Regions from separate parts of the Homo sapiens genome. Here all the other regions are linked to region 2. Evidence: chromatin loops called from intact Hi-C (ENCODE). Cell type or tissue: MCF 10A. All regions are shown on one strand. Links, peaks and the distances in the headings refer to the core of each region. The heading gives the core; the rest is flanking DNA. Region 1 overlaps CACNA1S (calcium voltage-gated channel subunit alpha1 S). Region 2 overlaps TNNT2 (troponin T2, cardiac type). Region 3 holds the start of TMEM9 (transmembrane protein 9).

Region 1 (6,986 bases), core at 3,341-5,840, 280 kb after region 2:
GTGTGTGTGCTGCCAAATCACAACTCATGTAGCCTCTGGAAAATTCCAGTCTACATTGTTGAGAGAATGAGAGACAGATGGGCAACTAACGTCTCAGCAGTATTGTGAAAATCATTTTGGTCAGGCCGACACTCTGAAAGAATCTCGGGTCCCACTCTGAGACTGGCTGCTCTACCCTGCCAGCAGCTCACTGGGACTTAGCCTCCTCCATAAGCCCTGGCATTGAACTCACCAGAATAACTGTTCTAGGCCTTCAGTGTCTCAGAAGACTCTACTCACCTCCTCATGACCGCTGACAACAAAGGGACAGTCAACACCAGTCCTAAACCCAACTCACAAGAGTAAACTCTGGTCCAGCTTTCAGGGATTATATTCCTAGACCCCTCCCATTTCAGCCTCCTCCCATCACCACCACAATCTACATCCTATCATAAGCATTATCAGGATGGATAGGAGGTGACCTTTGATCACACCTTCAACCCAAATTTGGAGGTCTCACTGGTGTTCTCATGAGATCTTGAGGAATGCTGAGCAGCAGTGCTCAAAAGCCCCTCTCGGATCGGGGCTTCTGACTTCATGGGGTCAGGGCCCCTACAGACCCATCAATGTCCTCTCCTTTCCATCTTCAGAGCATTGAGCCTACATGGTAAATAGATAAATATGGGTAAGGCAGGGTGTTCCAGTTCTGATGAGCCAATCTAATCTCTGAACACAAAAGGAGACTGTAAAACATCCTAAGATAAAAGGAGATGCAGGATGTCATCAGAAGTACAGGATTTTAGAGACAAGAAAGCATCATCCAGGGGAACAAAGGAGAGTGCAGGCTCGGGCCTGGTGGGAACTTCCCCTGAGTGCAGACCCCTGCCCCGTCAGCTGGGTATCTTGTAAAGCTCAGCCCAGTGCTTTTGGAGCTTCTCCAATTTCACCTCCCAGACAGAACTCTCAAGTCAGAACATGTGAGCCCTCCACCTCCAGCCCTGCTCCAGCCAGGCAGCTGCCTTCTTTTTTAAAGTTCTGTGGGGACAAATGACACTCAGATTACTCCTCTTTCATGGGTTGCACTGCTTAGGACAATTAATCCTAGAAGCCGACCCTGCCATGAGGCCCAGGGGCCCAAGACATAATTCCCGCTGCCTGTAGCCATCCTCAGCCCAAGGCATTCCTCTTCACTGTCACCGTCTGCTCCATGTGAAGCTGTCTTTTGCATTTTCAGCAGAGTGTCTTTAGACTTACTGCTCAATTCTCTTAAATTGCTCTTATACACCTTTCCTCCTGTCGTTGTCCACCTACTACTGTTGTCTGATGTTCCCTTTGCCTTCTGCCTCCAGATATCGTGGCCACGGTGGAGAATGAAGAGCCATCGCCCTGCGCCAGGACGGGCTCAGGGCGCCGGTGCACCATCAATGGCAGTGAGTGCCGGGGCGGCTGGCCAGGGCCCAACCATGGCATCACCCACTTCGACAACTTCGGCTTCTCCATGCTCACCGTGTACCAGTGCATTACCATGGAGGGATGGACTGACGTCCTTTACTGGGTGGGTCTGGGCCCGCGCCTGCAGAACCATCTCCCTTCATCCACAGGCTTGCAAGGGAGTGGGGAGGGAGGGCTTGCCAGTCCACACAGGAGGCCAGTCTCTGACTTGCGTGACCACAGCTCCCTCTTGCTCCTCCCTGGGGAATCTATACAGGATGTGTGTCCCTTTCTGGTTCCCAGGTATGTGCCCCAGCATCCTATGGGGAAATCCCCATGATACAATATGTCTGTGCAGGATCCAAGGGGCGGGTGAAGAATGGAAACCAGGAAAAACCTGGCTGTGAGTGACTCAATTCTGATGGCTTAGAATTTCACACTTTTTGAGGAACGAAGGGCCCTTTGAGTCTTTTTCCTTGCCTCTGCAAGACTGCTTTCCCATATAACTATTATTAGATATTAGTTTCCTCACCTATAAAATAAGGATAATAATACTGTCTATATCAGAGTTAGTGGGAGAATTACAACAGTGCCCGGCACACAGTCAACACTCCAGTAAGAGTTTCTTTGTTGGAGTATATTATTTATTTGGTGTTTGTTAAGAGCTAGATTTCTTATTTCATCCTTCAATGATGGAAGGCATTGCTCCCATTTTACAGATAAAGAAACTGAGGCTCAGAGAGATTAAAGTAACTTGCCCATGGTTAAGAACTTAGTGAGCAACAGAGCCAAGAATCGAACTCTGATCCCCCTGGCTCCAATCCAGAATTAACCACAATATGACGCCGCCTATTGTGGGGGTGGGGGGATTGTAAAACTGTCAAATGCTTTGCAAATACCAAGGATTAGTACAAATATTTATTGTAAGTGTGTATTAGGAGAGCAAATTATTTAAAATGTCAAAGGACTGTCACATGTATGATTTCACCTCTGTATCAAGCCTGTGAGGAGAGACAGCCCATGTCATTATCGCCATTAGATGGTTGGGAATAATGCTCAGAGATGTTAGGTGACTTGTCCGGGGTCACAGACGTTGTTCATTTGAAAAATCTTGGCTTTAAATAAATCAACTGGAGATAGAGTCTATGAGGGAGATCAAGTGAGGGAGGCAGATAGGAGACACTCTTGGTTGGAGGGAAATTAGGTCAGTCTTGCCCGGGCCAGGTAGGCAGTCAGCAAGGTCTCCCTAGGGAGATCCTTCCAGACCAGATCCTAGTCCTCAGGCTGGAAAAGTTCTTCCAGACTAGTCCTCAGGTTAGGAAAAATGTCCCCTCAATATCCCAGCGTGGCTTCTCTCCTTGTCCCCCAGGGTTGGGTGGAGTCTTAATGAGCAGACTTGGGGAAGAGGAACCAAGCCCTCAACTCAGAGGATCACACTTCTGTCCTGACCAGGTCAATGATGCCATCGGGAATGAGTGGCCCTGGATCTATTTTGTCACCCTCATTTTGCTGGGATCCTTCTTCATCCTCAACCTGGTGCTGGGTGTCCTGAGTGGGTAAGAAATTCAAAGGTAGCCAGGGGAGAAAAGAGAAAGAGGAGGAGGGGAGAAGGAGGAGGAAGGAAAAGGAACGGAGGGAAAAGAAACAGGAGGGGTGGGGGGCGAGTGGAGAGGAGGAGGAGAGAAGGGAGGAGGAGGAAGGAGTGGAGCAGGGCAGGGGGCTGTGAGTCAGGCCCTCGGCTCATCCCTGGGTTCCCTGTCATCTCAGTTGGGCCAAGAGCGCTTCCTTCCTGGTGAGCAGGAAGAGAGGAGAGGCACACAGGAGCCCTTCAATTTTTAATTTGCCTTTTTCCTCCTCCTCAAGTCTTCCCCCATTCTCACCCCTCCCGTCCCTCTGTTTTGACACTCCTCAGTGAAGCCCCTGAAACTCCAGCCTCCTGGCCCCGGGGGTGCCTAAGTGGAGCCTTAGCACTAAGAGGCGGTGGGGCTTTCGGTTAAGCACACAGACTCTGGAGCTAGAATGCCCACATTTAAATCCCTGCACTACTGCTTGGTGGCTGTGTGAGCTTTACCTAATTACCTAACTTCTCTGTGCCTTAATTTCCACATCTGCCACCTAAGAATTATTTCAGTATCTATCTCATAGGGTTGTTGTCAGGATTAAATAAGTTAATACATATAAAGTACTTAGAACAGAGTCCAGCACAAAATAAGCACTAAATACTAATGGTCATTATTAATGAGAGCTGTTCTCTTTGAGACCAGTCCTGCTGTCATCCCTCCACCCACCCCAGCACAGCAGAGAGGCTAGAAGTCACCATCAGCCTTCTTCCCCATTGGTATCATCCCATTCCAGAAGCTTCCTTCCAGGCAGTCTATAGATAGAATTCTGGGAGTCTGTAAACTTGCATAGGAAACATTTATCTTTATTTTTCACAATTGTAACTGAAATTTAGTGTTTCCTTTAGTAATGAACATAGGCAACAAACCACAGTGCTATTAGCAGGGCCTATGACTTGTCCTAATAGAAATCATGTCACATTACAGTTGTTGCGAATAGTATTTACACTAACTACTCCATACTTTGAAATTATGATAGATATAAAACCTGCAGCTAGATCTTGCTAATGAGTTAATGAAAAAGCAAATGTATTACTTGATCACAATTTTTTTGTATGGATAACTATATTTTAACATACAGTCATGTGCTGCATGATGACATTTCAGTCAATGACGGGCTGCATCCACAACAGTGGTGCGCTAAGATTGTATCTTTACTGTACCTTCTCTATGTTTAGCTATGTTTAGATCCACAGATACAATCGCCTACGGTATGCAGTATGGTAACACGCTGTCCAGGTTTGTAGGCTAGGAGCAATAGGCTATGCCATGTAGCCTAGATGTGTAGTCGGCTCTCCCATCTAGGTTTGTGCAAGTACGCTCTTGATGTCTGCACAGAGATGAAGTCACCTAACAATGCCTTTCTCAGAACGCATCCCAGTCATTAAGTGAAGCCTAGCTGTAACTGGCTTCTTTGTCATGCTATGGTTTTATTTTGTGCATTTCACATTATTCTGAAGAGAGATCCATAGGCTTAACTGGACTTTCAAAGGGTCCATGGCACAAACTGGTCAAGAGCCCCTCCCTGGACCCCACCTGACCAGGGCAACTCGACCTGCCCTGTGGGCCAACCCCTCCTGGCTGCCAGGCGCAGCTCCTCAGAGACTACCCCTGTGCTGTCTTCTTCCTCCTGCCCTGCGGGGCAGGTGGTCATAGCCCAGGGCTGCCCTCTGCTGGCCTGAAGATCCCTCATGGAGCCTTGGGTCCTTTTCTTCCAGCCATGCCAACTGGTTCCTTGGAGTCCAAGGAGAATTTTCCCCAGGCCTTTGGTCTGTACAAAACTAAATTTCTAAGGTAGTTTGAAGGGTTGGGGCAGTATGGCCAATTTGAGGCTCCGTGGCTGATTCAGTTAGGCAATGGACTGCCTTGTCATTAACCCCTAATGTGCAAGGGGAACCCCAAAACAAGGCAGGAGACAATGAGATGGATGAGAAGAAAGAAATGAGGAAGGGGCAAGGAGTACTCCAGGATGTTCCTGGAGGGTGGGGACGGGTGAGCAGGAAGTGAGAGGGGCTGTCTCTCAGCCACCTTGAGGGGCACCTGGACCCCAGGCAACACCCCGGGGCCAGAAAAAGGAGCGCTCCAGTCACAGAATGGGCTTGTCTGTCCTCAGGAAGCTCAGTCTTTCCTTGACACTGTTCCCTCTTCTCCTCCTCTCCTGGCTCCCCCATCTCATTTCAGGGAATTCACCAAGGAGCGGGAGAAGGCCAAGTCCAGGGGAACCTTCCAGAAGCTCCGGGAGAAGCAGCAACTAGATGAGGACCTTCGGGGCTACATGAGCTGGATCACGCAGGGCGAGGTCATGGATGTTGAGGACTTCAGAGAAGGTTTGGGCCCAAAGGCTGTGGTCAGCACTCACCCCACTCTCTCACTCCCACCTCTGAGTCATACCTTGCAATCAGGCCCACTGAGCAAGTCCAACATTAGTCCTTTGAGGGTGAGTGACTTGCCTAAAGCAAAATGGCTCAAAATGGTAAGATCCAGGTGTGACCAGAGCTCTTCCCAAAGGTACTTGCTGCCCATCCTCATAGCGCCTCCCCTGCAGATAAAGTGGGCTCTTTAGCTCTTGGAACTCTCAGTCTCTGGAAAGCACGAAGCAATCCAGGCCTACCTAGGACCCATTGTTGCAGATGTCTCTGGTCAATGGGCCCTTGTCTCGGGTGCCCAGTCCAGGTGTGTCCAGCCCAGAGGGGCCCCGAAGGCTGGCTGACTCTTTCTCTCCTGTCTCCAGGAAAACTGTCTTTGGATGAAGGTGGCTCTGACACAGAGAGCCTGTATGAAATTGCAGGCTTGAACAAAATCATCCAGTTCATGTGAGTATCTGCCCACTGCCCCAGGAACCCCCAACCCCCAGCTCCCTGAGACATGAGGGTAGAGTCCAGTTACTTCCCCTCAGTGGTTTCAGAGTCACTTGTCTAATCCTTTAGAAAGGCAGCCTTTTTAAGAAAATAGGGCCAGTTCCTGCTCTGAGGGACTCCGCAGGGACCAGATCCTCGGGGAATGTGTGATCAGAGGGGTCCTGAGCAGATGACCTATTTATATAGCACATAAGAAGGACACTGGGAGCCTCCAGGAGCAGTGAGCATGCTTGCTGCTACTTCACCCTGATCAGGGCAGAGCTGGGTGAGGTCATTCATGTTGGAAACCTCTGCGAGGGAAGAGGGAAAGTGTACACAGCAGAGGCTGCACAAACCGGGAGCCCCTCAGGAAGGAGGCTGGAGGCAAGAGCACACTCCACGCTCTCTCGCCATTGTCTTAAGAGGAGGGTTTGTTTATTTGGTTGGCTGTTTCCTTTTACAAATTCATACTTAATTATGATTTTGAAAGATCAAACAATAGAGCTATACATCAAAGAAAAGATGAAGGTCTCCAGTGCCCTTCAAAGAGGTAACCATGGTAACAGATGTGCAGCCTCTAAGATCTTTTCTGTGCTTTCATCCGTCTTGCACACACACACACGTGCCAGGATTTTTTTGTTTTTGTTTTGATTTTTTACATAATGGGGTTGTTTATGTTAACTACTGTCACCACAGGGACTAGAAGAGTGCCTAGCACATATGAGGTGTTGCCAAATATTTGTCAAATAAATGAATATAATACACACTAAAGGATAATCCAATAAAGGATTATCTAGTTACTTACCTTTTTTTACTTAAAATTATCTATTGAGAGCAATTTTCGGAGCAGATTCACTTTCCTTCTTGTATCTTTGGATGTAAAACATTCCACAGGATGAATATGCCATAATGTAGTTAATTTTTCCCCTCTTTGGCGATACAAACAGTGCTGCAGGGAACAGTTGTGGATGAGTATGACCACTTCTGCCAAAGGAACTCTAGAAATAGACTTGCTGGGTCAAAGGGTATAGCTACTCCCAGCTCCTCGGAAGTCTGAGGTGGGAGGGTCACTTGAGCACAAGAGTTCAAGTCCAGTCTGGGCAACCTAGCAAGACCTGTC
Region 2 (3,433 bases), core at 324-2,823:
AGGGGCTTGCTGGGGTAGGGGGCTACAGGCAGAGCCTGGGGCACCAATGGTGCCCCCCATGCCTGGCTCCAGCAGTGCTCAGGAGCCCCCAAGGAGGCTGGGTGCAGCTGGAAGAGCCTTGTGCCTAGAGTCAGAGCTCTAGTTGGAGACCCAGCTCTGCCACATACAGTTGTGTGACCTTTTGCAACCTCTGAGCCTCGGTTTCCTCAACTGGCACTCATATTGCCTGCCTTGATGCTTTGAGAAGCTCAAATGAGCTACCATGGAAAGTGTCTATGTGCCACACAGATGTGAGGTTGTTTGTTCCTGGAAACTCACTCTCGATCCCTAACTTTTGTGCCCCATTCCTCCTAGGTCCTCCATTCTCGAGGGAGGAGGGATATGTGAAATTGATTTTCTCTAGGTAGTGAAGGAATCAAAACATTTTCTTAGATTTCCAGCTTAGTCCCTAGCTCAGGACTAGGCCACCCCCTGCCTCTGCCCCCATGGTGACCACACCAGCCAAGACTTTGGCATCAAAGTCTTCATGCTACCGAACAGCCCCTGCTGTAACCCTCAGACCCACGTCCTAGTAAACCCGGCTGACTACAGCGAGTATCTGAATCTTCTCTTCCATGTCTCTCCTTGCCTTTGTCTTCCTGCCTTCTCTCTGTGTCTCTGTTGCCGTCTTGGTCTTTTTCTATGGGCCTCTCTCTCATGGTTTCCCGGTTTAGCAGGCCCAGGTGGGTACCAAAAACCTCAAGCCTTCTTCCTCCCCATAGTTTTGGAGAGCTCCCTGGGAGGGGAAGGCGCCTTGCTGGAGGGGAGGAGTGAAGAGATTGGGCTGGCTGGGGAGGGGGGAAGCTGGTGAGAGGTGAAAGAGATTAGTTAGGCAAAGAAGGAAGAGACTGACGTGATCCTTCTTGCCCCTACCTCAGTTTCCCTAGGGAATACATGTAGTTGGTAGTTGGGGGGTGTGGCAGGAAGAAGAGCATAAGAACCTGGCCCTCCTGCAGGCCTTGCTCCACCCCCAGGGGGTTTGGGGAGGGTTAGGGGACAGGGAGGGGGCAATCTGGCCAGTTTACTCTGCTTCCCACACCCTCCAGACAGAGCGGAAAAGTGGGAAGAGGCAGACTGAGCGGGAAAAGAAGAAGAAGATTCTGGCTGAGAGGAGGAAGGTGCTGGCCATTGACCACCTGAATGAAGATCAGCTGAGGTGGGGGCTGGGAGGAATGGTCCTGGGGCACTGCCCGCATCTGCTCTGGGAGGGGTCGGGCCAAGGGCACTTCTTGCTGTGAGCCACCAGAGGGCAGGACTGCCTCACATATTTTCCCATGGCAAGTTTGGTGGGACCAGAGCTGGGCCCCAGCAGGTCGGGCCAACTCCTTTCTGGGCTTTGCTGATGGGGAAAGAGAACTGAGCAGGTGCCCCACCCCTCTGAGCTTCACCTACCCACCTGCACACGGGTGTCAGGACAGGGGATTGAACTAGATGCTCTCCTGCGCCAGAAGGGCTTCTCCTGCTCCCCGCTTGTTCTTGGAACTTTGCCCTGGCAGTCCCTGGTGTCCGTTCCTGAGCACTGGGTGCTGCCGTCTGGTCCCCAGGCTGGGTCAGGCCCAGGGGGTGGGCTGGGGTACCCTTGGCAGGCCTGGAGGTGGGAAGGAGGGCTGGGATGCTGGGGGCTGGGCCGGGACCAGGACGGAGGCCCAGGAGGGCCCTTTCTTACTGGACCTCCCCATTCTCACCCTTGCCCGTGCAGGGAGAAGGCCAAGGAGCTGTGGCAGAGCATCTATAACTTGGAGGCAGAGAAGTTCGACCTGCAGGAGAAGTTCAAGCAGCAGAAATATGAGGTGGGCCGCCATGCTGTCCCCGCCCAGCATCTCCATCTCACACTCCTCCTGGTTCACTGGGTCCGGTAATACTGCTGCAGGTCCCTGGGTCCCTGTCCCTATTCCCCAACAGCCCCCTTCAGCTCCTGCATCTGCCCCTGCTGCCTGGCCTTCAGCAGTGTTCCATGTCCACCGCATTGACGACTGCTTGCTGGAAGTGTCTGAGAGCTCGCTGGGGCTGAGCAGAGACACTTTCCTGGTGTTCCAACCCTGGGGGTCTCCAACACGTTGAGGCAGCAGCTCAGTGATCTGAGCTGGTTACAAGGACCAGGATGCACCAAGCCAGGACCCCCAGTGGAAGGGGAGTGCTGCCAACAGAGAGGTGCTTCTCCCCACATACACCCAAGGTCCTGGTGTGGGCACAATTAGGCTGAGCCTCAAGCTCACAGTCTTTCGGAGTCCTATGTGCACTAATGAGGGTCTTAGGTGAACAGACACCAGGCAAGGAAATGGCTTAGAGGACACTGATGCTGCATACCGGAGCTTAGACCTGGGCGCCAGTCCTTCCTTACCCACCACCCCCGAGCCCCGGTCCCAGGGCCTCTTTGCTACCTAAGGGAAGAATTCAGCTTCCCCTGGAAGGTCTCCTTTGCTGCTCCTGCCAAACCACTCCTCCCTGGGCAAGAAGCCCCTCGCTGGGCAGGCTCAGGCTGCAGTGGCTACAGGGTACTCCCACCTCCCAATACGGAGAGAGGCTGTATTGCCTGGTGACAGTGGCATGGACTTTGGAGCCATAATGCCTGGGTTGAATTTCTACCTGTGCCCCTCACTGGCTGTGTGACATTGGGTGAGTTAGTCCACTGTTCCTTGCCTCCATTTCCACAGGTAACACTACAATATACTTCAGAGGGTGATTGTGAGGGTTACAGAGATAATACTAATTGTTATTATTGCTATAGTGTTCCAACCACTGTTCCAAGCATGTCCCATGTATTAACTTACTATGCCCTCATAGCAGCCCTATGGGTTCATATCTGGGAAGGTGCTCAGGACAGAGCCTGGCACCCACTAAATGCTCAGCAGGTGTCAGCCATTGTTATGGCCTCTCTAGTCCTGTGCCTTCCACTTTTTTCTCTTTTTTTGGTTCCACACTGAACTCTGCACCGGCCAACAGGACACAGATTTGCCAAACTTTGGGGCAGCACCCTGCAGGGGTGGTGCATGGGGATGCTACTGCTCAAAGGGCACAGCTTCCGGGATGGTGGGCAGCTGGGCAGGGGTGCCCCAGAGGGGTCTGGGGCTGGGCTGCTAGGAGGGCTCCATGACACAGCCTCCAGCTTTGTGCCCAGCTCTCAGAGGCCCTTCTTATGGGACTCTCATATCCTGAACCTATTATGGCCCTGGGACCCCACAGTGGGAGGCCCATGAGGCATCCTGGAAGCTTCTCCTTGGCTTCTGCCTGTGGTACACGGGCCCCTCCTGACCCTTAACTATCCTAACCCCTCCTACTCTTCCATGCTCCTCCTTCTCCTCCTGCACTGCTGCACTCAGCCCCCTTCTCCCCATCCCCAGGCCACCTGGGACCTGAGCCAGTCAGCTCCAGCGTTGCTCTTTGTCCTTCCCAC
Region 3 (10,427 bases), core at 6,992-9,491, 210 kb after region 2:
TTTCTGATACGGGAGATAGAAATTATTTAGGCAGATAGCAAGGACAAAAAAGTCCTTGGCAGAACTTCCCTTCTAATAAGAAGCAGCCCTAGAAATCATTTCTTTTCTAACACAGAGCAGCCTCAAAGATTGGGCTGCAAACATATATAAGGAAGCTGGAAGCTTGCACGGAGGAATGCTGGCAGCTGCACTCATAGAAAAGGGCTACCGGGGGGCCAGGCATGTTCACCATGGGACTCCACCTTCCCTTTTTTGTTAGCACATGTACAGTAAGAAAGAACTGGGCAACATGGAGAAGCTCAGGCAGAGAAACCACCTGCATAATAAAGATTGGGCTGGGAGCTGCCAGAGATTTGTGCCCTATGCAGATGGCACACCTGGTGCTAACTTTTTTTGAGATGCCCTGTATAGATGAGATACTGCCTCCCCACTAGCTCATCTATAAAACCCCCTGCATTTCACCTTAAATTGGCAACTCATTTTTCCAGGACCCCTCTCTGTAGCAGAGAGCTATTGTCTTTCTTTCACCTATTAAATTTCCACTCTTAACCTCACTCTTTGTGTGTCTACCTCCTTGATCTTCATGGCCAGGAGACAACAAACCTCAAGTGTCACCACAGACAACAAGGCTGCTTCACTTCTACAACACATCACTTTCTATGTTACATTCTGACCATGTGATTGGTCTGCTATTAGGTTGTGCATTACTTGAAAGCAGAGTTGCATGTGATTTGTCTGTTGTATCCCTGGGGTACCTAGCATCTGTGAGCCCTGGAGTTTGGCTCACAGATAGTGCTTGGCACATGTTTATGGAATTAAATTTAATGAATAGGTTCAGACTCACTTCACTGGCATGGCTCATAAACACAGGGCACATGGAGGATGTATGGGAATGAGGTGCCCTGGGTCAGGTAGGACTATTTGGGAAAAGCTTCTGCAAGGCAAATGCTTGGGCAAAGATTTGAATAAGATGAAAGATAACGACTGGCAGTGCTGGGGGTGATAATGTCCTATGGAGGACTGCAATGAGCAAAGTCAGATATAGGGACAGCCGGTGGGGGGAGTAACCAGTGATGAGATGGGGTGGGGAAGTGCAGAAATGGTAACCACTTGGCTTGGTTGCCAAGTGGAGGGGTCTGAATTGGATGCAACAGGGTGCTTGCTACCAGGGATTGAGCAATGAGCGATGTGCTGAAAACAGAATTGGAGGAAGACAGGATGGACCTAGGAGCACACAGGAAGGGAGTGCATTTCAGGGAGCAGAATGCTAGCCGAGGAAAGATACAGGCAGGGTGATGATAGCTACCTCCTGGGGACACCTGGATAGACAAGATGTGGAAATATGAGAGAGGAGTCAAAGATAGTTTGATGCCACAATCTAGGACCTGCAGAAATGCAGAATGACAGTGGAAGGCCTCCCTTCTGTTTGATGAGGAAGATGGTGAGCTCAGCATTGGGTATCTTTAGTGTTGTGTGTCAGAGGGTCATCCATTGGAGGTGACAGACTCAGCCCCATGCTTTTGTCCCCATGAAAGTCCCACCTTCATATGGAACGTATATGGGGGGAAGAAGTGTCTTTTTCCAGTACTTGAACTATCCCTTCTGCCCCCACGAGGTAGGCATTCTGTCTCTGCCTGAGCTTGCTCACCAAAGCAGCCATTCTGACCTCCACAATGAGCTAACATTGCCATTTATAGAGCCTCCCTCTTTGTGTCAGATGCTGTTCTAGGTGCTTTGCATATGTAAACTCATTATATCCCTACAACCACCTTGAAAATTTGGTAATATTAATCCCATTTTATGGGCATGGAAACCGAGACTTCTGAAAGGATTCCAAAGACTTCCAAAGATCCAAAGGCGGTGTCCTAAAGGAAACCACCCAAATTCACACAACTAGGAAGGGAGGAACCAGGATTCCTGCCCTGGTCACTCTAGCTCCAAAGCCCCTGACCTTTGCATCACACTGCAGGCCTCCTGCCCCTGCCCCCTGCCAACTAGATTTAATTTAATTCTATAGAATTCAGTTTAGCAAACACTTCCTGAGCACCTACCAAACACAGGTCACTCTGCCAGGTGGCAAGGATATAAAGAGGAATAAGACATAAGCATAGGAGAGAGGAACACAAACTCAGTGGCCTCCAGATAAGTGCCCACCTCAGTTCACAGGGCCTGCGAGGGGCTTGATTCCACCTGGACCCAGCCCCTATGCTAATCCAGCCACCAACCTCAAGTTTGGGCCATATTGATACCCCTCCCACCCACCCCTAAGGAATCCCAACATATCAAAGCTGAAGGGGATCTTAGAATCCAACCGAATCATTTTACAGATAAGGGAAGTAAGGGAAGCTGAGGCCCAGAGAAGGGAGGTATCTTTTCCAGGCTAACACAGCTGCTTAGGGGGAGCGCCAGGGCCAAAGCCCCGGTGTCCTCACTCCGGGTCTGGTGCCCTGAATTCATATGACTCCCCTTTCCTTCACAGCTGGCAAGAAGTTCACATCTGCCACATAGCAGCCAGGGACCCTCACCCCTGCATCCTGGCCATGCACACTTTGCCCCATTTTGCCAGGCCCAGCACCAGCATGGGGTAGGGGGATCAGGCTGAGGACGCTGTTGTGCACACTCTTCACAGGCCCAGCCCACACCACCCATCGCCAACCCTAGATTTCTCCTTCTCAGAGGTGTGTGTAGGGGTAGAGACGTTGCCGCGCAGAAAGTCTTCTGCAGCAAAGACGTGGATCCCTAAATAACATTTCCAGATTTTGAATGAGGACAAAGCCCTTCAATCTCGTATCGTTTTTGTTGACGTTACTAGCTTACAGTGTATAAAGCGCTTTCTTTCTAAAACAGCAAGATGAAACAAGCTGAGTTTTATAATACAAGGAAGGGAGAAGCACCGCAGTGGGAGTTCTCAGGCCACACAAAGGCAAGACCCTTCCCCAGGAGTTTGGAAGGCTGACGTTCCCTTTTCTGGTTTGGTCGGGTTTGAGAAATGCCCGCCTCTCCCTTGCGCAAGAGTCTCCCCGCCCAGGTGAAGGCGGGTCTTGTTGCCATGGCGACAGCGCGGTCGGGTTAAGGGGCTGCTCTGGCAACCAATAGAAGCTAGGAGAGGGCGGGGACAACTGGGTCTTTTGCGGCTGCAGCGGGCTTGTAGGTTCGTGGACGCGGCATTGGGGGAGGGGACGGGGGTCGCGGGGCTATTGGGGGTCCCAGTCCGGCTTAAGACCTCTGGGCGTGGTGGGCACCGGCCTTCGCCGTCGGAGCAGGGGTCCCAGACTCGCACCCAAAAGTTCCCGTCGGGCCCGAGCGGGGAGGAGCTGCGGGGCGGGCAGAGGCGGAGATGGCGGAGGGCGGTGGGACGTGATGCGCGGGTCAGAGCCGGGCCTTGAGAAGGAACTGGAGGCCCCTGGCAGCGGTGTCCCCTCGAGGACCCCTCTGCCGGGCTCACCAGGTGGCTGGCGGAGAGCCGGAGAGTTGGGCGGGAGGGAAGCAGGGTTTGGCGACCAGGTTTAGCAGGCCTTGGAATCCTGGAGCCCAGCCCCCAACCCCATTCCCACTTGGCCGGATGGTTAAGGGCCTAGCGTGCTGGCTGCGGTGTGGCCACCTTCCCCTTCTCCGACTCCGTATCTCTTTTTCCAGGTGTCCGGCTTTGCTGGCCCAGCAAGCCTGATAAGCATGAAGCTCTTATCTTTGGTGGCTGTGGTCGGGTGTTTGCTGGTGCCCCCAGCTGAAGCCAACAAGGTGAGGGAGGTGAGCCTGCAGCACCTGGTCACGACCACAGTGCACGGCCACCCTGTCTACAGGGCTGACTCAGAGGTAGCCAGCTGCTCCTTAAGCCTGCCTCTCACTCACCTATGGGCCATACTTCTTTTAGTGGTCTTCCTTCAGGTTCAAGGCTGCTGGCCTCCCTAAGGATAGTGCGGGTGAGGAGTGAGGAAGGGTGGGGCACAGAGCACTGGCTCACTCTGATCAGACAGATCAGTGGTGGACTTCCAGCAAGGAAGTTTGGAGAAGTTATCTAAGTTCTCCATACCTTCCTTTGCTTTGGACCAAAGTATGTTTTGTTTCAGATATTTTTGGATTTGGGAGTATTTGCACATAAAAAATGAGCTATCTTGGGGAGGGGACCTAAGTCTAAACCTGAAGTTCGTTTATGTTTCATATATGCTGTATATACATAGCCCGAAGGTAATTTTATACAATATTTTCAATAATTGTGTGCATGAAACAAAGTTTATCTACACTGAACCATCAGAAAGCAAAGGCGTCACTATCTCAGGCACCCATGTGGATAGTCTGGTTGGTTGGCATCACCACCATTCCTGACAATGAATTTATATGCTACCGATAAATATTTTCTTACGTTACACATAAGTTCTTAACGGTAAAAAAATATGATGTACTATTAACACAGTGAAAATAAATGATGTGTTCAGGGTAACTAAGCACAGTAGCATCACCAGAATACCTGTATCAGCTGTTAGACACAGCAACATAAGGCTTTCTGTCTCCTGCTGTGATGCTGTGTTTTGATTAAAGGTTACTGTGCACAGTATTTTTTTAGGTGAGAAGTAGTATCTGAAGCAGTAGAGGGACCAGAAAGTGGGTCCTCTAGAGATGAGGAGGCATTCTGCCAGATGGCTTTTAAAAATGTTTTTGCCAGTCACCTGATTCATTAACAAGCTTTTGTCTTAGAAGTCTCTTTGATTTTATAGACTGACACGATTTCTTGTTCTGTTATGAATGCGCTCTGCTATAGTCTTTCAAGAAGCCCGTCACTCATTGTTACCATGTCTGTAGGTGCTTTTCTGCAATGTTAACATCATCTTTGTGGTCATGTCTGTGCTTAACAAGTTTTAGATTGGGAGCATTTCGAATTTTTGTTTTAGGGGTGCTAGTACTACCACCTGTAGTAGCAGTTGTATCTATTACTCTGCTTAGGGAGAATCAAATTACATGACAATGTAAAAATGCCCTGTAAGTGTAAAGTCCTATACAGTTTGAAGTTTCCATTATTAAGGGTGACCCACCTAAGTTCTGGGACTCCTGAGATAACTTCCATTCTTTATTGCTACATTCCTGTGGAGCTGTTTGGGTAGATCTATGGAACTAAAGATCATCCAGACTTTGAAGTAAGGTTAAGGCTGAGAGTTTGTTTCCATTCTCTCCTCAGAAATCCTAATTAGTAAAGACATTTATGGTGATATCTCTTACTCATTCCAGAAGGGAAGAACTTTCAAAGGGGTTGCTTGAGTATTCCCACAGAAATGATCCACTTTTTCTTATTCACCCTCGCCCTTTATGTTTCCCCAATCCTACCTAAGAAGTTGGAGAAGGAATGTGGGGAAGAGGGTGGCTGCCAAGTCCACTGGACAGAGGTGCACACACAAGTGTGGGGTCTGGGGTAGAGGACACACACACACACACACACACACACCCATTTCCCCTCATCCCTCTCCCCGCATTCCTCTAAGTACCTGCTTTGGGACTGGCAGGCCTAGACAACTTTCTGTGAGTCTCATTTGCCATCTGGACATTTTTCTATCTTTAGGACCCGGTGCTGCAGCTTGCTTCCTACAGTGGCAGTCCTTGCTGGATTTGAACTTGGGGATGGAGAAAGCTCAAGAGCATAGATATGGTTCACCTAACAGGATGGGGAACAGAAAGTTGACAACCTTGCTAGAGCCTGAACCCCCTGAACCCCAGGCAGGGTCTCTGCATACTTGACATGTGCTTTCTTTTCCAGAGTTCTGAAGATATCCGGTGCAAATGCATCTGTCCACCTTATAGAAACATCAGTGGGCACATTTACAACCAGAATGTATCCCAGAAGGACTGGTAAGGCATTACACGCAGGCCCCTGGCTGCTATACCCAGTTGAAGTTATGGGTGTTTACTAGAGTTCTTGGACCCTGGAGGATAAGCATGCTCTCCCATTCCTATGGAGAGCCTTTCAAAGGAGTAATTATTCATGTCACAGAACCAATTTCATAGTTGTCAACTGTCTGTGGAAACAGGATCCAGGTGTCTGAATTCCAGCTGAGTGGTCCCTGGCTAGAGGAGTGGATTTTGTTGTTTTGCTTTGAATATTGGTCTTTAGTGATGCATACAGAATAGTAGTAGAGAAGTTGGCAAAGGTAGGTATTCTGACCACATGCTGTAGGATACCTAATGCTTTTGCAAAGCTGTGTTACATGTGTTATTCTGTGCCAGTCTTATAGCATCCTTGTAAAGTAGGTGGGATGGATTTTGCTCCCATTTTATAATAGCAGAGACAGAGGCCCAAAGAAATAATTTAGAGTGTTGAATTCATTTCTGGGTACCTCACTTTTAAAAAGAGAAGAATAACCCAGAATTCATTCAGAGAAAGGAGACTAGTGCGGTGAAGGGAAGTTTTAGCACATTGTCCTGGAAGGAATGGTTTAAGGAAGCAAGGAAAGCCTAAAGAGGAGAGGACTTGGGGACACACGATGATTGATTGAAAGCTGGCATGTTATGGGAGGTGGGACATGTGGGAGCAGGTACTGGTGTGGATCAGTTATGTTCAGTGGGGTTTCTTGGTGTAGAGTTGGGGCCAAGGATAAAAGCTTCAGGGAAACCGACTTAAGCATGAGTTGAGGGAGCATTTCTAATCTAGGCAGTTTTGGGAGCCAGGAAGCTCCGTTCTTGGAGGGCCCCGAGCACAGATGGGCTGAGGTCACTGTAGAAGAGATCAACATCAGATGAGAGGTCCGGGTCAGTGCTGCCTCTCCTGCTTTCTCAAAGCAGATGAGCTTTGAGAAAATACACATTTCCAGTACCACCACCACTGCTCGATTTTGATTCTTCAAATACGGAGTGAGGGTGAGGGGAGGCAGTAACCTTTCTTTCCTTTGGTGCTTAGGATGCAGTTGATCCAGAGCAACACTCGAGAATTTTGAAACTAGTTGAATTTCCAACTCTGAGACTGTCGGTGATTTTCTGAGAGGCAGTCTAGTTAGATAGACAGACTCTGTGTTCCACCTTCCTGACTTCAAATTTAGCTTAGCTGCTTGTTAATTGTGTGACAAATTACTTAATCTCCACTGCACTTTGATTTCCTTATCTATAAATAGTGGCAGTATTTTCTGTGTTAAGTATGTACGTGTTTGTGTGTGTGTTGTGCGTGTATGTGCACAGGTCAGTAACTATAGCACTTAGAACAATACCTGGCACACAGTAAATGCTTATATAAATGTTAGCTGATATTAATGTATATTATCATGCCTTACTGGTGGCCACATAGATAGTCATGGTCAAACTTACACCACAGACTGAGAAAATGGGCTCCTCCTGAAGCACTAGCCTTCTACTTAGGAGAATTCCAAGTAACCCCCTTGTATCTTGTGGTTATAGTTCAAATAGCATCAGTAAAAACTTAGATGGGCTGTCTTAGCCCTTCACCAGATAACAAGGCTATATCCCAAACTCCTTATGCAGGCAGACACTTGCAAATTTAGGAACACTCTCTCTGTCCTGGAGCTATAGATGGCCTGAAAACCCAAGGTTGGATGCCTGCAGAGGACGGAGTCCTGTCTAGACCTCTCAGGCTGTAGTTTATCTCCTTCTTCCCCTCAGAAGTCAGAATTAAGGGGCTGCTTGATGAATAGCCTTACATCAGGAACCTCAGGGCAGCTCCATTAAGGGTGGTGGGTGTAAACTGAGGCTGGAGGAAAGACTCCAGGATTCTAGGACCCAGTGACACTGACCTTGACTGGGAGTCATCCTGTGCTTGCCTGGAGCCTCTTAAGGGTAGGGTGGGGCCTTGACATTGATCTGAGTACCTCAGTGCTAGGGTTAGAGGAGGCCAGTTTGAGTGGGTCTTCTGGTCTCTGCCACATTTTCACTTTGCTGTCACGTTGGTCCATGCTAAAGAACACTTGCACCCTTCTCCTTGGTTGTGCAGAGTAAAGCCAGAATCATCTGACATGCGGTCCTCAGGTTTAATGGCCAAGCCATGTATGTTCCTGTGTTTACAGGTATCCTGCCACCTAGTGTTGAGAGATTATGACCATATGTGCATAAAAAGGCAAAAACCCCAGCTTTGCCCCATTGGTGGGTCCGGCAAGGAGATGTGTTATTAGAGACACTCCCAGAGCAGGAAAGCACTGAATAAGTTGGCTAGTTCCTTGCCTTTCAAACTTGTTAAAATAGAACTTCTCTGCAAACAAAATCCGTTTTGGAAACAAAATCTATAAAACATAAAAGTCGGAATTGCTCTGCCTGAGAGGGAACTGTCCCTCAGCCCCTCCCTGACTACCACCCCACCGTACAGTGGTTCCTGTGGGTCCCAAAAGAGTACAGTTTGAAAGACACTGACCAAGTTCAGTCTCCATTTATAAATGAGGGAACCGAGGCCTGGAGAAGTTAAATAAATTGCCCCCAATCACAGGAGAGTTGGAGACAGCAGAACTATTTCAGCTCCTTATTGCTGTTCCCCTGGGTAGCAAGATCCCACATTGAAGAACTCAGGTCGCCCTTCCAAACTGCCCCTGACACCTTGGCCTTGTGAGAAATCCATAGATTCCACTGCAATACTGGTATGACCTTCTAGACCCAGGACCCAGTGTAGCTCAGGTAAGGGAGGAATCTGGAGGCTTGTAGAGACTTCCTGGAGAAGGGAAGATGGCATTGCCTCTGGACAGGAATGGCAGCCAAGTGCCCTGGGTGACCCTTTTTCCGCTGCTCCCAGCGGAAGCAGCATGCAAGGCCTGAAAGCAGTACTTCCGGTTACAACAGGGGAGACCTGCTCAGAGCAGGGAATAACATGTTGGACACAGAGGTGGAACTGGATCATGAAAGGTTTAGATAAACTCATGTATGCCACATATGGCTTTTTGGGAGAACAGAGTCCTTTAGAGCACATCCCATTCTTAATCCAACACATGGTCTTTATATCACACACCCTTGATGCTTCTGCCAGAAACCCAGCCCTGTAGCTCAGAAGGGAGCTATGCTTGACTCTTGCAGGACTCCTGTCAGAGCTGGAAGGGCCTTTTAAAGATTATCCGGTGCAACCGCTTTATCTCAAAGAGAAGAGAACGGGCCCAGGGTATAGACACTTGGTGGCAGAGCCAGGACAGAGCCCAGGTGCATTGCAGCATGACACCTGCTTCACCTCTGCACACCTCCAAGGGGTTTGGATTTTTCCATTGGTAGTAATGAAGGTGCATTCTGTAGAGTTTTTTGCTTTGTCAGTGTGGTCCCTGAACCAAACAGGTTGGAACCATGCTGATCTGAGGAAGGCTGGGAATGAGAGGCCTGAGACAAGCCAGGTACCAGCCCAGGCCCCACTGAGGCTGAGTCAGAAGTAAAGACCTGTGGCTGAGGGTCTAGATTTGGGTTCTGGCCTCACTACCACTATGGAGATGCCACTTTGCCTCCTAAGCCTCTTTCCCTGTTTTTAGATGTGGAACCTATGATCTTTATCCCACCTTACGCAAGAGTGCTGTTAGATGAAAGTGGGTCTACTCTTCCTTTGGGAATCATGTAGTTACTAAGCCTGCTCTGGCCAGCACCCAGCTAGGTACTGGGAATATGGAGATGTATAAGACATAACCCTGTGTTCAAGGAACGTACATCTCCTGGGGAGACAGCACGAATAAAGATTGGATTACAATGCAGTGCATTGGCGGGGGGTTGGGGGGAGCTGGCTATTGGGCACAGGTGGCTAAGCTGAGAGTTAAAAGATGAGGTGGCAAAGCCATGCCCTCCTGGTGAGAGTGTGGGTGTGGCTCCTTCAGAGAGCAGCCTGGCAGATCCGTGTGGCTGGAGGTTGGGAAAGTGGGTGAGGGAGGCGTAGCAAGAGATGGAACTGGAGTGAGGTGGGTTGGGACCCCTGGCAGAGCAATTGAGTTAGCATTGGCCCTAGGGGCTCTGTGGAGGCACTGACCGGGCCTAAGCTGGGGAATGACATGACCAGAGTTGCATTCTGGAAAACCACTTGGCTGCCGTGGGAAGGTAGTATGTGTTAGAAAGGCCAAACTCGAGGCAGGAGGGCAGCGCGGAGGCTGGTGCGGTTGTCCGAGGAAGATAGGATGAGGGCCTCAGCTAAGACACAGCAGTGGGAGAGAATAAAGGAGATGGATTCTAGGAATTTTTAGGGAAGTAAAATCACTGGCCTTTGGTGATTTTACTTAGATGAGAGGAAGGCAGTGTCAAAGATGATTTCCAGGGTTTGACCCGGACAGTGAAGTGGACGGTAGAAGTGTTCTCTCTGCCATTGCAAATGGGGAGCCAGTTTGCAGGAGTAGGGAGTTGAGGGCAAAGGGTGTGCAGGGGCGGGTGTAGAGTTCATGGTCTCTATGGGACATGCACATAGTGACTCCTGTAGCTCATAGAGGAGAGCGGCCCTGGCTGGAGATTCTGATCTAAGATCCGTCAGCTTCTGAGTTGAACCTTTGGGACAGATG

Evidence for each region. Peaks named below come from ENCODE experiments on the same cell type or tissue, not always from the same donor. Only the 100,000 strongest peaks of a DNase experiment are listed, where the experiment ranks them.
Region 1: it touches region 2 in a loop (16-fold over the local background); 8 of 110 quality-filtered maps call a loop at or near these places.
Region 3: it touches region 2 in a loop (23-fold over the local background); 4 of 110 quality-filtered maps call a loop at or near these places.

Annotation. Positions count from the first base shown.
Region 1 is chr1:201,083,806-201,090,791 of GRCh38, reverse strand. It overlaps CACNA1S (calcium voltage-gated channel subunit alpha1 S), which reads left to right. Exons shown (of 44, transcript NM_000069.3): 6 at 1,329-1,534; 7 at 2,863-2,966; 8 at 5,211-5,356; 9 at 5,761-5,842. Among named protein-coding and RNA genes, the nearest start is that of CACNA1S, 25 kb to the left of the region's middle. In MCF 10A, for the core only: a CTCF peak has its summit at 4,703 (motif pointing left); a DNase peak (open chromatin) is centred at 4,701.
Region 2 is chr1:201,359,675-201,363,107 of GRCh38, reverse strand. It overlaps TNNT2 (troponin T2, cardiac type), which reads left to right. Exons shown (of 17, transcript NM_001276345.2): 13 at 714-722; 14 at 1,086-1,195; 15 at 1,739-1,829. Among named protein-coding and RNA genes, the nearest start is that of TNNT2, 16 kb to the left of the region's middle. In MCF 10A, for the core only: a CTCF peak has its summit at 1,283 (motif pointing right); a DNase peak (open chromatin) is centred at 1,297.
Region 3 is chr1:201,147,169-201,157,595 of GRCh38, reverse strand. TMEM9 (transmembrane protein 9) reads left to right here and starts at 3,122. Exons shown (of 5, transcript NM_001288565.2): 1 at 3,122-3,738; 2 at 5,744-5,835. The coding sequence starts at 3,673. RefSeq lists a silencer at 3,046-3,325 and an enhancer at 3,736-3,885. In MCF 10A, for the core only: a CTCF peak has its summit at 8,013 (motif pointing left); a DNase peak (open chromatin) is centred at 7,995.